Regions from separate parts of the Homo sapiens genome. Here all the other regions are linked to region 1. The links are chromatin contacts, found by Hi-C or POLR2A ChIA-PET in ENCODE. All regions are on one chromosome and are shown on one strand. The core of a region is the stretch at or near the end of the contact, and the rest is flanking DNA. Distances in the headings are between cores, read along the strand shown. Region 1 overlaps ACSL1 (acyl-CoA synthetase long chain family member 1). Region 2 holds the start of LINC02437 (long intergenic non-protein coding RNA 2437). Region 3 holds the start of LINC01093 (long intergenic non-protein coding RNA 1093).

Evidence for each region. A loop is a pair of places that touch in the nucleus more often than their neighbours do. ChIA-PET counts read pairs that join two places held with the same protein, here RNA polymerase II (POLR2A). Pooled maps may share reads with other maps.
Region 2: a loop to region 1 is called in a map of mammary epithelial cell, with 2.3 times the contacts of the local background. The contact joins the promoter of LINC02437 here to the enhancer-like site in region 1. A Hi-C loop is called at or near these places in 8 of 168 maps with a recorded cell type or tissue (GM11168, GM13976, heart right ventricle and 5 more) and 6 of 50 pooled maps.
Region 3: a loop to region 1 is called in a pooled map, with 1.8 times the contacts of the local background. The contact joins the promoter of LINC01093 here to the enhancer-like site in region 1. A Hi-C loop is called at or near these places in 2 of 168 maps with a recorded cell type or tissue (heart left ventricle and ovary) and 6 of 50 pooled maps. POLR2A ChIA-PET finds 5 or more read pairs at or near these places in 2 of 52 experiments (B cell and OCI-LY7).

Annotation. Positions count from the first base shown.
Region 1 is chr4:184,762,030-184,765,929 of GRCh38, forward strand. It overlaps ACSL1 (acyl-CoA synthetase long chain family member 1), which reads right to left. Exons shown (of 21, transcript NM_001995.5): 14 at 3,862-3,900; 15 at 2,824-2,896; 16 at 1,138-1,226; 17 at 378-494. Among named protein-coding and RNA genes, the nearest start is that of CENPU, 30 kb to the left of the region's middle. Within about 2 kb of position 1,607, at least 8 of the 41 ENCODE cell types and tissues checked have a DNase peak (open chromatin) inside an H3K27ac peak, as active enhancers do; they include heart right ventricle and stomach, where a contact is called at or near this core.
Region 2 is chr4:184,987,651-184,991,550 of GRCh38, forward strand. LINC02437 (long intergenic non-protein coding RNA 2437) reads left to right here and starts at 1,697. Exons shown (of 2, transcript XR_001741949.1): 1 at 1,697-1,816.
Region 3 is chr4:184,897,320-184,901,219 of GRCh38, forward strand. It overlaps LINC01093 (long intergenic non-protein coding RNA 1093), which reads right to left and starts at 2,142. Exons shown (of 2, transcript NR_039977.1): 1 at 1,988-2,142. RefSeq lists an enhancer at 1-89.

The DNA.
Region 1 (3,900 bases), core at 357-2,856:
GGCAGGAGAATCACTTGAACCCGAGAGGTGGAGGTTGCAGTGAGCCGAGATCACGCCATTGCACTCCAGCCAGCCTGGGTGACAAGAACATGATTCCGTCTCAAAAAAAAAAAACCCCAAAAACACAACAAAGAAACAAAAAAGCATCAGAACAAAACATATTCGCTGAAGTGAAAGTGAAAATCCAACCAAGGATGCTAAGTGTAACCCTGTCCCCTGCAGGAAATGGAACAGTCTACATCATACCACTCACCAAGGAGGAAGGGAAAGAGAAAATTCAGGGTGCCACTGCCACATGGCAGCTGCACAGTAGATAAGACATTTTCTTCCCCACAGTGGAACTGAACTGTTTGTGACCTGAGGAGGCGGCAACTTACTGGTAACCATTTTCCAATGTCCCCTGTGTGTAACCAGCCGTCTTTGTCCAAAGCTTCTGCTGTTTTCGCTGGGTCCTTCAAGTAGCCCTGAAATACATTTGGCCCTTTCACACACACCTAAAGAAAAGAAGATCATCAGTGAACAGCATTTACTGGGGTTTTTCCAGAGAAAACTGGTGTGTGCATGTGTGTACGTGTGTGTCTGCCCCAACCTTTAGCTGGAAGCCCTAAACTCCAGGATGCAGAGGGAGTTACCAGAGCCCCACCAGGGTCTGCGAGAGATCTCCAGTGCCCCTACTTCCCTTCCTGAATTACCTCAGCTCTGGCCGATTTGTAGGGCAAATGCTTGCCCTAGGTTCTGGCTCAAAGCTGTTGGAAAGCCCCGCAGGGGATGAAATCACTTTTAAGTAATTAGGCTTCCCATCCAGCAGCCAGCAGCTCACTAATAGGTACCCAGGGCAATCAACAGGCAGGACCTTCGTCCCAGGAACTGAGGCCACCGGGCCTTTCTTTGCAGGCTCTCCAGCCCAAATCCCTATGAGGCCTGGCAGAGGAAGACAGGCATCAGTGTCCCTCCTGCCCACTCCCCGAGAGCTGAACATAAATGTACCCTCAGAAAGAAGCCTGGCAGACTCCAGGATCACCAATGAAGTCAAGTTCAATGGCTTTATTGAGCTGTTGGGAAATACCACAGCATTCGCAAAGGCCAGCGATCACAGGAAATGGCAGCGAGGGAAAATGACTGACGGTTTTCACTCACCTCGCCCTCGCCCTCGGCAGCCATGTAATTCATTTCTTCCACATCAACAAGTTTTATCAAATTGCACGGCATCGGGGCCCCAACATGGCCTGTATATTAAATAAGCAAATGGTCATTCCTAAGGGAACTACTCATAACCTCAGGTCAAATTATTTTGATAGCAAACAGGATTCCACATAAGAAAAACGGCTGGGATAAACTTCTGATTTCTGCAATTACAGCCATTCTCTTCCTAGTATAATTTAAGAGAGTCTATTCTTAGACTAGGGAAGAACATATTTAGTGTCTTCAGGACCTTTTCCAAGTGTGATGCTCTGAGTTATTTATGAGTAATTTGGCCTCTATGTGAAGGTTCCTACAAACACCTGGAAGCAGCCTCTCTCAAACCTTCACTCGGCTTCCACCCTCCGATCGCCCCCACCCATTACTTGCACTCATCTTACACAGAATTCTTAGCATCCTGTTCTCTGTAAGAAGAGAGAACATATGCAGCTTTGGCAAACCTCACGCACCACCTGGTTCTGATCAACACGGCCTTTATTTCCTTGCGTATGAAGAAGCATGTCTTACAGTTTTTACTAAGACGGGACAGTGCTTATTTCTACAGCTAACTTAACTCTCTTGCCAAAGGCTGTTAAGACTGGGCTGTCTTTTCCAAAAGCAGCAACAACAGACATTAGATATGTTAGATATCACATTAGATATCACAAATAATTCTTCCTATGTTTTAATAATTTGAGCTTCTAGAGATCAGTATTCCAAATTCTCTGTTAAGGAAACTGAGGTTAAAAATTAAACAAATACCATAAAGAAGATTCACAGACTGTCTGCGTTAATTCCAGGACAATGATGTTAGTGGACAGTGCTAGGTTCTAGAATATATGTTACTAAATGGTGCTAATACTTATAATACTCCAAATAAGCTGGGAAGTTTATTTATCACAGTGTAGAATTTACTACTCAGGTGACACAGAGGAAGCACAGAAGCTCTGCAGTCAGGCCGGGGTTGAAATCCTGGCTCCAAAGCATAATGCCGCGTAAATTCTCATACATCATTTATGTGTTACTTAAGCAACAATCTATAATTTCCTCTGAGAAGTACCAGAACTTATCTCACAGGGACACTGTTGGGGTTACACTGACATTAGGTACATCCTAAGCACCCATCACAGAGGCTTACCCATGACAGATGCTCAATTATTTTTGTTTGTCCTCCTCCTTTTTCCTTTTGAGAAATGACTTTTTGAGAAAAAGGACTTGTATTTATTCCTATTGGTAGTCCCAACACCTAGCACAGCACACAGTACAAATTCAATAACTATTTGTTGTTTAAAATGACCAGCAAATAACGAGACCCTACTCAATTACTAGGAAGCTCTGTTGGGCCAGACACTCTCAATCTGGAACACAGGGCCCCTCTCAGATGTCACTAGTAGAGTCTAGGCAAGTCTCTGCTGCCACCAGCTTTACAGTCAGATCCCCAGCGCCACCCCTCAGTTGCAGGAGGTGTTCTCCCCACAGTGCCCTGACTTACAAGAGTGTTTGCCCCCAGAGCCTAATGATCAGAAACATAGCACTTTTGTTTAAGATGGTTAATGAACCAGTCAGTGATTAACCCAATTCCAGACATACCAATAACCCAGTATGAATAACAAAATTCCAAAAAGGAGCCTCCTACAGCCATACCTGCGGTCCAGTCTCCAGGCATGGTCAGGCAGCACCCGGCAGTGCACTCTGTCTGTCCGTATCCTTCATAAAACTGGGGCACCAAGAGATGCAACATTATTAAGGAGAGCACAATCACACCTTTACTGGAAGTGCACAAGCAATGAAGTCTCACTAACTCCCAAGTCATGGCTGACTGGTGAAATCTCATTTCAAATGGTCTGTTCAGTAAGTTCATTCAATGGTCCAGTGTGCTTTACGCCAACACCAGCCGTCACCCAGGTACACCTTCTATTTAACTTCCAGTGGCCAAGCGAGGGAGAACCCCTATGTGACTGGTCACCACCCAGCAGCAGTGAACTCCCTTGGCCAATTCACAGGACATGTACCCCACACATGCCCCGTCTGCCACCAAATCCTCCTTTCTCCCTTTACTACAGGTTGTCAGCATGGTGTGCGGGTAGGCTCATCACCTGTGACCCATTCCACAGCTGCATACCTGCTTCTAAAGGTTGTCTTGCACCTGATCCTAGAGAAAATTCAACAAATGGCAGACACACACATTCCCCTGCCTAGGGTAAAAAATATACATATGGTTGCTTCTCCAAGCAACCTAATAATAACATATCTTCCAAACAAACATAACACACACACACAAAGTAGGGGGTGGGAAGGATAGGGGTGATGTTGGTGAAAGGACACAAAGTCTCCATCAGGAGGAACTGGTTCAAGAGCTCCATAGCACCACGTGGTGACTAGAGCTAACAACAATGTATCATATACTTGAAAACTGCCCAGAGGGTAGATTCCAAGTGTTCTCACCACGTGGGAAAAAAAAGTATGGGTGGTAAGACACATGTTAATTAGCTTCATTTAGCCATTCCACAATGTTTACATATTACATACATCAAAACATCATGTTGTTACGCCATAAATATAGATACGCTTGTCAATTAAGAAAGAACACACACACACACACACAGTACAGATGACTTTTGGTGCAGAAGAGGACTGGGCATCCTAGTGTGGGAGAATCAGGCGCCGTGACATCCACCTCACCTGACAGCCCAGGGCTGCTCTGAGGAACGTCAGCACAGT
Region 2 (3,900 bases), core at 447-2,946, 230 kb after region 1:
GCGTGAGTGTGTGCATGTGTGGAGTGTGCACGTGTGTGAGTGTGCCCGTGAGTGTGTGCATGTGTGTGAGCGTGAGTGTGCATGTGTGATAGTGTGAGTATGCGTGTGTGCATTTGAGTGTGTGGAGTGTGCACGTGTGTGCCCGTGAGTGTGTGCATGCCTGTGTGAGTGTGCATGTGAGTGTGCGTGCGTGTGTGCATGTGTTTGTGTTTTGCAGGAGTAGCAGCAACAGCACTGAAAGACCTATTCCCACTCAAGATGGTTGTATGGTCCCTGCAAGCTCTGGTGAAGGAGGATCTCCCCCAGCCCTCCCCTGGCTTTACCTGTTTCCGGGAATGGTGGGTGATAAACTGAGCTTTCATCAATGGTGAGTGCACACCCTGGCCCAGTGTGGAAGGCTGAGTACAGCCCCTAAAGATACGCATGTCCTCATCCCCAGAACCTGTACATGTCACCTTATATGGCAAAAGAGACTTCGCAGATGTGATGAAGTTGAGGGTTTTGAGATGCAGAGATGCTCCTGATTATCCAGGTGGGCCCAGTGTCATCACAAAAGTCCTTGTGGGGAGGTGGGGGAGATCTGATCACAGAACAGGAGTAGGGACTGTGATGATGGTAGCAGAGACTGGAGGGACAGTTTGAAGGCAGAAGAAGGGGCCACAAGTGCAGGAATCAGGGTGACTGCTAGAAGCTGAAAGGGCAAAGCGATTCTGCCCTGGAGGCTTCAGAGGAGGCCAGTCCTGCCAACACTTCTACTTTAGCTCCATGAAACCGATTTTGGACTTCTGAATAAATTTGTGTCATTTGAAGCTACCAAGTTTGTGTAATTTGCTACAGAAGCAATAGAAAATGAATACATGCAGTATGATGAGAACATTCCCAGTCCACTCTGAGAAGGTTGTGCCGCCCAGATGAGTGCTGGTGACAGGGAGCCCGGGGTGGTGTGACAGGCTCATGTATGCAGCTGGGTCACCCCACATTCTGGGAACCACCCAGAGGTTTGCTCCGAGCATTGTCCTCGGTCACAGCTTCCTATGGAGAGAGTGGGGCCACATCAGTCTCCCACTCAGAGGTAAAGACATCTGTGTCTCCTGCAACGTCATCAGTTTGTCCCTGTGGCAAGCAGCAGGGAGTGACTGATTTGTGACACCACGCCTTACCTGTGTGACTTTCAATGATTGTTTTCCTAGGCAGCATTGCAGCTGAGCCGTCGGGCAAATGAGAGCCAAGCAAGTTGGAGCTGCCCGGGAACTGGATGTGCTTGCTTAGAAAACATTTCAACATTTCCAAGGGTATAGTTTCTCCCACATACTCTGGAACGCTTGGAAACCACTTTAATTAGCATTGTTTGCCTGTCTGGCTGCCTTGGGTCTTTGGTTTGCTGAGGGCTGCTTGGAGGCTATGCCCTCCTCTCCAGCCCCTGCGTTGGGAAGTCACAGGAGACCGGAGCTGCGCACGACATCACAGCGCCGAATTCTGACCCAATCTGAATCAAATGTCACCCATACCCTGTCTTCAACCAACAAAAGAGCAACGAAGCCAGAGACATCATCTTCAGCTGCCTTGGCCTGTAAGGAATTCATTCTGACTTGAGAGGTGCTTTAACACTTTCACATGTAATTGTGTCCAGAATTGGTGGGTTCTTGGTCTCACTGACTTCAAGAATGAAGCCGCGGACCCTCGCGGTGAGTGTTACAGCTCCTAAGGTGGCGCGTCTGGAGTTTGTTCCTTCTGATGTTCAGGTATGTTTGGAGTTTCTTCCTTCTGCTGAGTTCGTGGTCTCACTCGCTCAGGAATGCAGCTGCAGACCTTCACGGTGAGTGTTACAGCTCTCAAGGCAGAGCGCCTGGAGTTGTTCGTTCCTCCCGGTGGGCTCGTGGTCTCACTGGCTTCAGGAGTGAAGCTGCAGACCTTCGCAGTGAGTGTTACAGCTCATAAAAGCAGTGTGGAGCCAAAGAGTGAGCAGTAACAAAATTTATTGCAAAGAGGGAAAGAACAAAGCTTCCACAGTGTGGAAGGGGACCCCAGCGGGTTACCAATGCTGGCTCGGGCAGCCTGCTTTTATTCTCTTATCTGGCCCCACCCACGTCCTGCTGATTGGTAAAGCCGAGTGGTCTGTTTTGTCAGGGCGCTGATTGGTGCGTTTACAATCCCTGAGCTAGACACAAAGGTTCTCCAAGTCCCCATCAGATTAGTTAGATACAGAGTGTCGATTGGTGCACTCACAAACCTTGAGCTAAACACAGGGTGCTGATTGGTGTGTTTACAAACCTTGAGCTAGATACAGAGTGCTGATTGGTGTATTTACAATCCCTGAGCTAGACATAAAGGCTCTCCAAGGCCCCACCAGACTCAGGAGCCCAGCTGGCTTCACCTAGTGGATCCTGCACCAGGGCTGCAGGTGGAGCTGCCTGCCAGTCCCGTGCTGTGCGCTCGCATTCCTCAGCCCTTGGGTGGTTGATGGGACTGGGCACCGTGGAGCAGGGGGCGGCGCTCATCAGAGAGGCTCGGGCCGCACAAGAGCCCGTGGAGGGGGTGGAAGGCTCAGGCATGGCGGGCTGCGGGTCCTGAGCCCTGCCCCCCCGGGAAGGCAGCTAAGGCCCGGCGAGAAATCAAGCGCAGCGCCGGTGGGCCGGCACTGCTGGGGGACCCAGTACACCCTCCGCAGCCCTTGGCCCGGGTGCTAAGTCCCTTATTGCCCGGGGCCAGCAGGGCCGGCCGGCTGCTCCGAGTGCGGGGCCCGCCAAGCCCACGCCCACCCGGAACTCCAGCTGGCCCGCAAGCGCCGCACGCAGCCCCGGTTCCCGCTCGCGCCTCTCCCTCCACACCTCCCTGCAAGCTGAGGGAGCGGGCTCCCGCCTTGGCCAGCCCAGAAGGGGGCTCCCACGGTGCAGTGGTGGGCTGAAGGGCTCCTCAAGTGCCACCAAAGTGGGAGCCCAGGCAGAGGAGGCGCCGAGAGCGAGCGAGGGCTGTGAGGACTGCCAGCACGCTGTCACCTCTCAAAATCACTACCTGCGCCTCAGATTTGACAGTGAAGTGTTAGGGGTTAGATTATGCAGTGTCAGGGCAGGCTATATGGAAGTGATAATGATGTCATAAATGACAAGTTGCATTTCTTTCTTCCAATGACATACTTGCAACTTAATCAATTGCCTTTTTATTTCCCCCAATCCACAGATTTGTTAAACTATTCTATCAGATGAATATTTTGCTTATGTTTTATGCAAAAGAGGACTCACAGAATCTGAAATGTGAAACACAGGAAACTGACGTTCAATGGGCAGGCTACACAGAGGCTGGTGCAAAGCCATCACCTCTAAATTAGAACTAAATTACTAAATTATAACTAAAACTATAAAATAGACTCAGGCTGTTGAAACCATTGAAAGCAGCACACGGCATTGTTAAAGTCATCAACTACTATATTTATTAAGTGTTTTTGGGTTTTGTTTTTCTTTTTGAGACAGGGTCTCACTCTGGCACAATCTTGGCTCACAGCAACCTCTGCCTCCCAGGTTCAAGTGACTCTCCCACCTCAGCCTCCTGAGTAGCTGGTACCACAGGCACACATCACCTGTGTGCCTGGCTAATTTTTGTATTTTTCCGTAGAGACAGGTTTCACCATGTTGGCCAGGCTGGTATCCAACTCCTGACCTCAAGTGATCTTGCCCACCTCAGCCTCCCAAAGTGCTGGGGTTACAGGTGTAAGCCACCACACCCAGACTATTAAGTGTTTTTATAAACGCTTAGATTTTAAGAAGTGCTCACATTTTGAACTCTAACAGAAAGCTTAGGGATAGACAGGCTTGGCGACAGTTTGGAGAAAGATTCAATGTGAACAGATAAAACCTTTCAAGGTGGCGATGACTGAAGGTATTACTACAAAAGACTGTAGGATGA
Region 3 (3,900 bases), core at 892-3,391, 140 kb after region 1:
TCCACCCCTCCTCACAGGGCAAGCTCACTCCTCGGTTCTTCTTCCCTTCCAGGGCTTCCATTCTTATCCCGAGTTTCCAGCTTCAGCCAGGTGCCCAGGGATGCTTGCTATGGCCGGATCCAAAGGCCAAGGCAAGAGGAAACAACGCAGCTCTCTGGGGATAAGGGTGGGCGGCATCTCCCAGTCGGGTTTCCTTTTCAGCATCTGCCGGGAGGGCTGCAGGCCGGCTGGGTATTTTCATAGCTGATCTACTCAAACAAACACATCTCCTAAAGACAAATGTTGGTTATGTTCTCTGAAGACACTACAGTTTAAATCCACATTGGGGAACTCCCCCACTAGCCAGGCACCTGTTCTGCCCTTGAAGTCGGCGGGTCCCCATCCCTGGGCAGAGGAGCTTTTGGTTTCTGACGTTGTCCTCCTGAGGCTGCTGGAATCACAGAAAGACCTCATTCCCCTTTAATGTCAGCTTTCCCATCCCCTGCGTGTGGTCTCAAGACCTTGGAGCTCTTTCTTATAACAGGTGGGTGGGGGCGGGGGGCAGGGGAGGGGTGACAGTTTCTTCTGTCATATAAACATAAAAACTTCAGCAACAGTGTCTGATTGTGTCAAAGCTGAGACCCAGATATGCTGGAATGTGGAGACAGAGACAGTCCTGGTGTGCTGGTGTGGGGGAGCTTAAGGGACATCAGACCAGCTGCTGAACCACACCCTTCATTTGCCAAAAGCTCCATGGGGAGAAACGGGGATCCTGTCGAAAGCTTGCACATATTCTGACACATGCAGATATGTCTTATGGGCTTAGCAGGCCTGGACAGAGGCAGGGATTGAGCACGAGGTTGGCGAATGTCTGACTCCCCACAGGCGAAGAAGGAAGAAGGCTGAAGGAGCCACGCTCACAGCAGGACAGGAAGGCTGTGGGTGTCTGGAAAGCTGTGGGTGATGTGCCTTGATTGCCCCCGTGGTGGAGCCCAGCACTCCAGGAGGGAGAATACTTGTAAAGAATTAAATTAGAATGATTTGCCTGGGAGGTGGAGTCAGCAGCATAAGGAGACTGCTAAAAGGGCGAGAGCAGAGCGTAGTGAGAAGTTTCTATACAGGCTGGAGATCCCTGGAAGCTAGTGGTGGTGGAGTGAGAGAGGAGAGAACAGACACGTCAAAGGCCAGGGGCCGTCGCTGGTGGCTGGACTAGGTGAGCAGCTCAGTGTTAGGGGGGCAGGTGGCCTCCGTGGGAGAAGCTGAGGGCAGCAGGATGACCAGGGCCACAGGAAGCAGCTGGGTTATTTGCAGACAGCTCCCACCTGGGCTGCATCCATCACCCACGCACTATCTTATCCTCAGAGACGCAGGCCAAAAACGATGGCTTCTTTTCAGTGGCTACATTTTGAATCAGGTGATGCTTGATAAAAATGAAACATCCTGCTCTTCTTCACCCGACCTGCCTTTTCACCTACCCAAACAAACAAAAGCAAAAATAAAACAAGACAATAATAGCAATGAGGCAGAGGAAAGACCGAGTCCCATCCTACAAGAAGGGAGGCCTCCGTCTCCCCACAGCCACTCCTATCACCCCAGATCATCACTGCCTGAATGCTGCCTTTACCATCTCAGCCCAAGACACTGTGTTCTTGACATTTTAATCATTGGCATCATTATGTCATTTCTTTGGCAATCGAAAGCAATGTTCCTGCTCCTGTGTGGGTTTGAACAAACAGCCCAAGGGGAGAAATAATGAATTCTCAAAGGAAAAAAAGTCTGTTTCTCATCTCAAGCACCTGGAAGGCTAAGGCGGGAGGATTGCTTGAGGTCAGGAGTCCGAGGCTGCAGTGAGCTATGTTCACACCACTGCACTCCAGCCTGGGTGACACAGTGAGACCCTGTCTCAAAAAAAAAAATCCTGTAAGCAATGAGACACACAAGGAGTAATCAGCACACAGAGCCTTAGCACACACTCCAGCCTGCACACTCTGCAACGTTCTGCTCTTACCTCAGTGTCACAAGGTGTGGCTTGAGCAGCTCTTGCCCAGACAGATAAAAAGCAGGTGTAACATAGTGACCCCAAGGGACCCAAGGGTGCCCATGGTTTGCAAGAGAGGAAAGAACAGAGAGAGCCTGAACATTCCCAGAATTGCATTGCTCACTAGCCAAGCTGTGGCTTCCTTGACACATGTAGCTGGCATGGGCTCCGCCCACAAGCAGGCCTGGCTGAGCAGAAGGCAGCTTCCAGGAACTCCAGGGTACAGTTATTGTGTTGATCCAACAGGTGCCCAGGCCAACACCAACGTGGGGCCTGAAGCTGCCTGCCCACTCCTCTCTGGCCTCTCAACCCTGACCAACAGCCACCCTCACAGCAGCATGGGCCAAAGGGTCATGGGACAAGCCACAAATGCAGTTGACACAGCCTGGGTACATCATGCACAGCAGGGTCCACTCTGTTCCACCATCAAAGACCCCTGCCTCCTAATTGGGCTTAAGAATGGGCAGGACGCACCTGTGCTTTAGTAGTGCAGCTCCCATAATGGCTGGATTGCCACATGCTGGTATCTCAGTACAGCTGCCCAGGTGTCCTAAACATGTTTTAGTCATCTTTCTAGAGAAGGTAGAGACTATGGTTATAGTAACAGGAAAAGTATGAAACAGGGGAAAGTACCAGGATGTCCCCTCATGGACTGTCACTACTGGCCGTCACTACAGAACTTTTATTCATTGTTTCATTGTTTTTAAAACGTGCGTATGTGCAAGGCCTCAGATCTTTCTGCTATGAGTCCCTCATCGTTGACTTGGGACCACAGACTTCGGCTAGAAAGCTCACTGTCATGCTGGATGAGGGCATGGCTCAGGCACCGTGGCTTATCGTTTGGGCTGAGGACAGATGTAGCTTTCACTGAACTCTCTTCCAGTGCACCAGTGCAGTTTTGGGTAGCGGGGACGTAGAAGTGTGCCCAGAAGGGCTGAAGACGTTTTGCTTTTTTTGTTTTTGTTTTTGTTTTGAGACGGATCTTGCTCTGTTGCCCAGGCTAGAGTGTAGTGGTGCAATCTCGGCTCACTACAAACTCCTCCTACTGGGGTCAAGTGATTCACCTACTTCAGCCTCCCAAAGTGCTGGAATTACAGGCATGAGCCACTGTGCCTGGCCCAAAGATGTTTTTTAAAGAGAAATAGAGGGAAGAGCAGCTGCCATAGGGAATGGAAATGTGGGAGAAGAGAGGCTATTTAAGAGGATTTTTTTATTTTTTGAGATGGGGTTTCACTCTGTCGCCCAGGCTGGAGTGCAGTGGTGCAATCTCGGCTCACTGCAACCTCTGCCTCCCAGGTTCAAGCCATTTTCCTGCCTCAGCCTCCTGAGTGGCTGGGATTACAGGCACGTGCCACCATGCCTGGCTAATTTTTGTATTTTTAGTAGAGATGGGGTTTCACCATGTTGGTCAGGCTGGTCTCGAACTCCTGACCTCAGGTGATCTGCCCTCCTCGGCCTTCCAAAGTGCTGGGATTACAGGCACGAGCCACTGCCCACCGCCCGAGGATTTTTTTTTTTTTTTTTTTTTTGAGACAGAGTCTGGCTCTGTCACCCAGGCTGGAGTGCAGTGGTGCAATCTCAGCTTTCTGCAACCTCCACCTCCTGGGGTCAAGCGATTCTCCTGCCTCAGCCTCCCAAGTAGCTGGGATTACAGGCAACTGCCATCATGCCCAACTAATTTTTGTATTTTTAGTAGAGACGGGGGTTTCACCATGTTGGTCAGGCTGGTCTTGAACTCCTAACCTCCAGTGATCCATGGCCTCGGCCTCCCAAAGTGCTGGGATTCCAGGTGTGAACCCCTCTGCCCGGCCAGCTTAAGAGGATTTTGAAGGGGCTTTAGTGATTCCATGTTCCATGTGACCAAGAAATCACCATCAAAAATC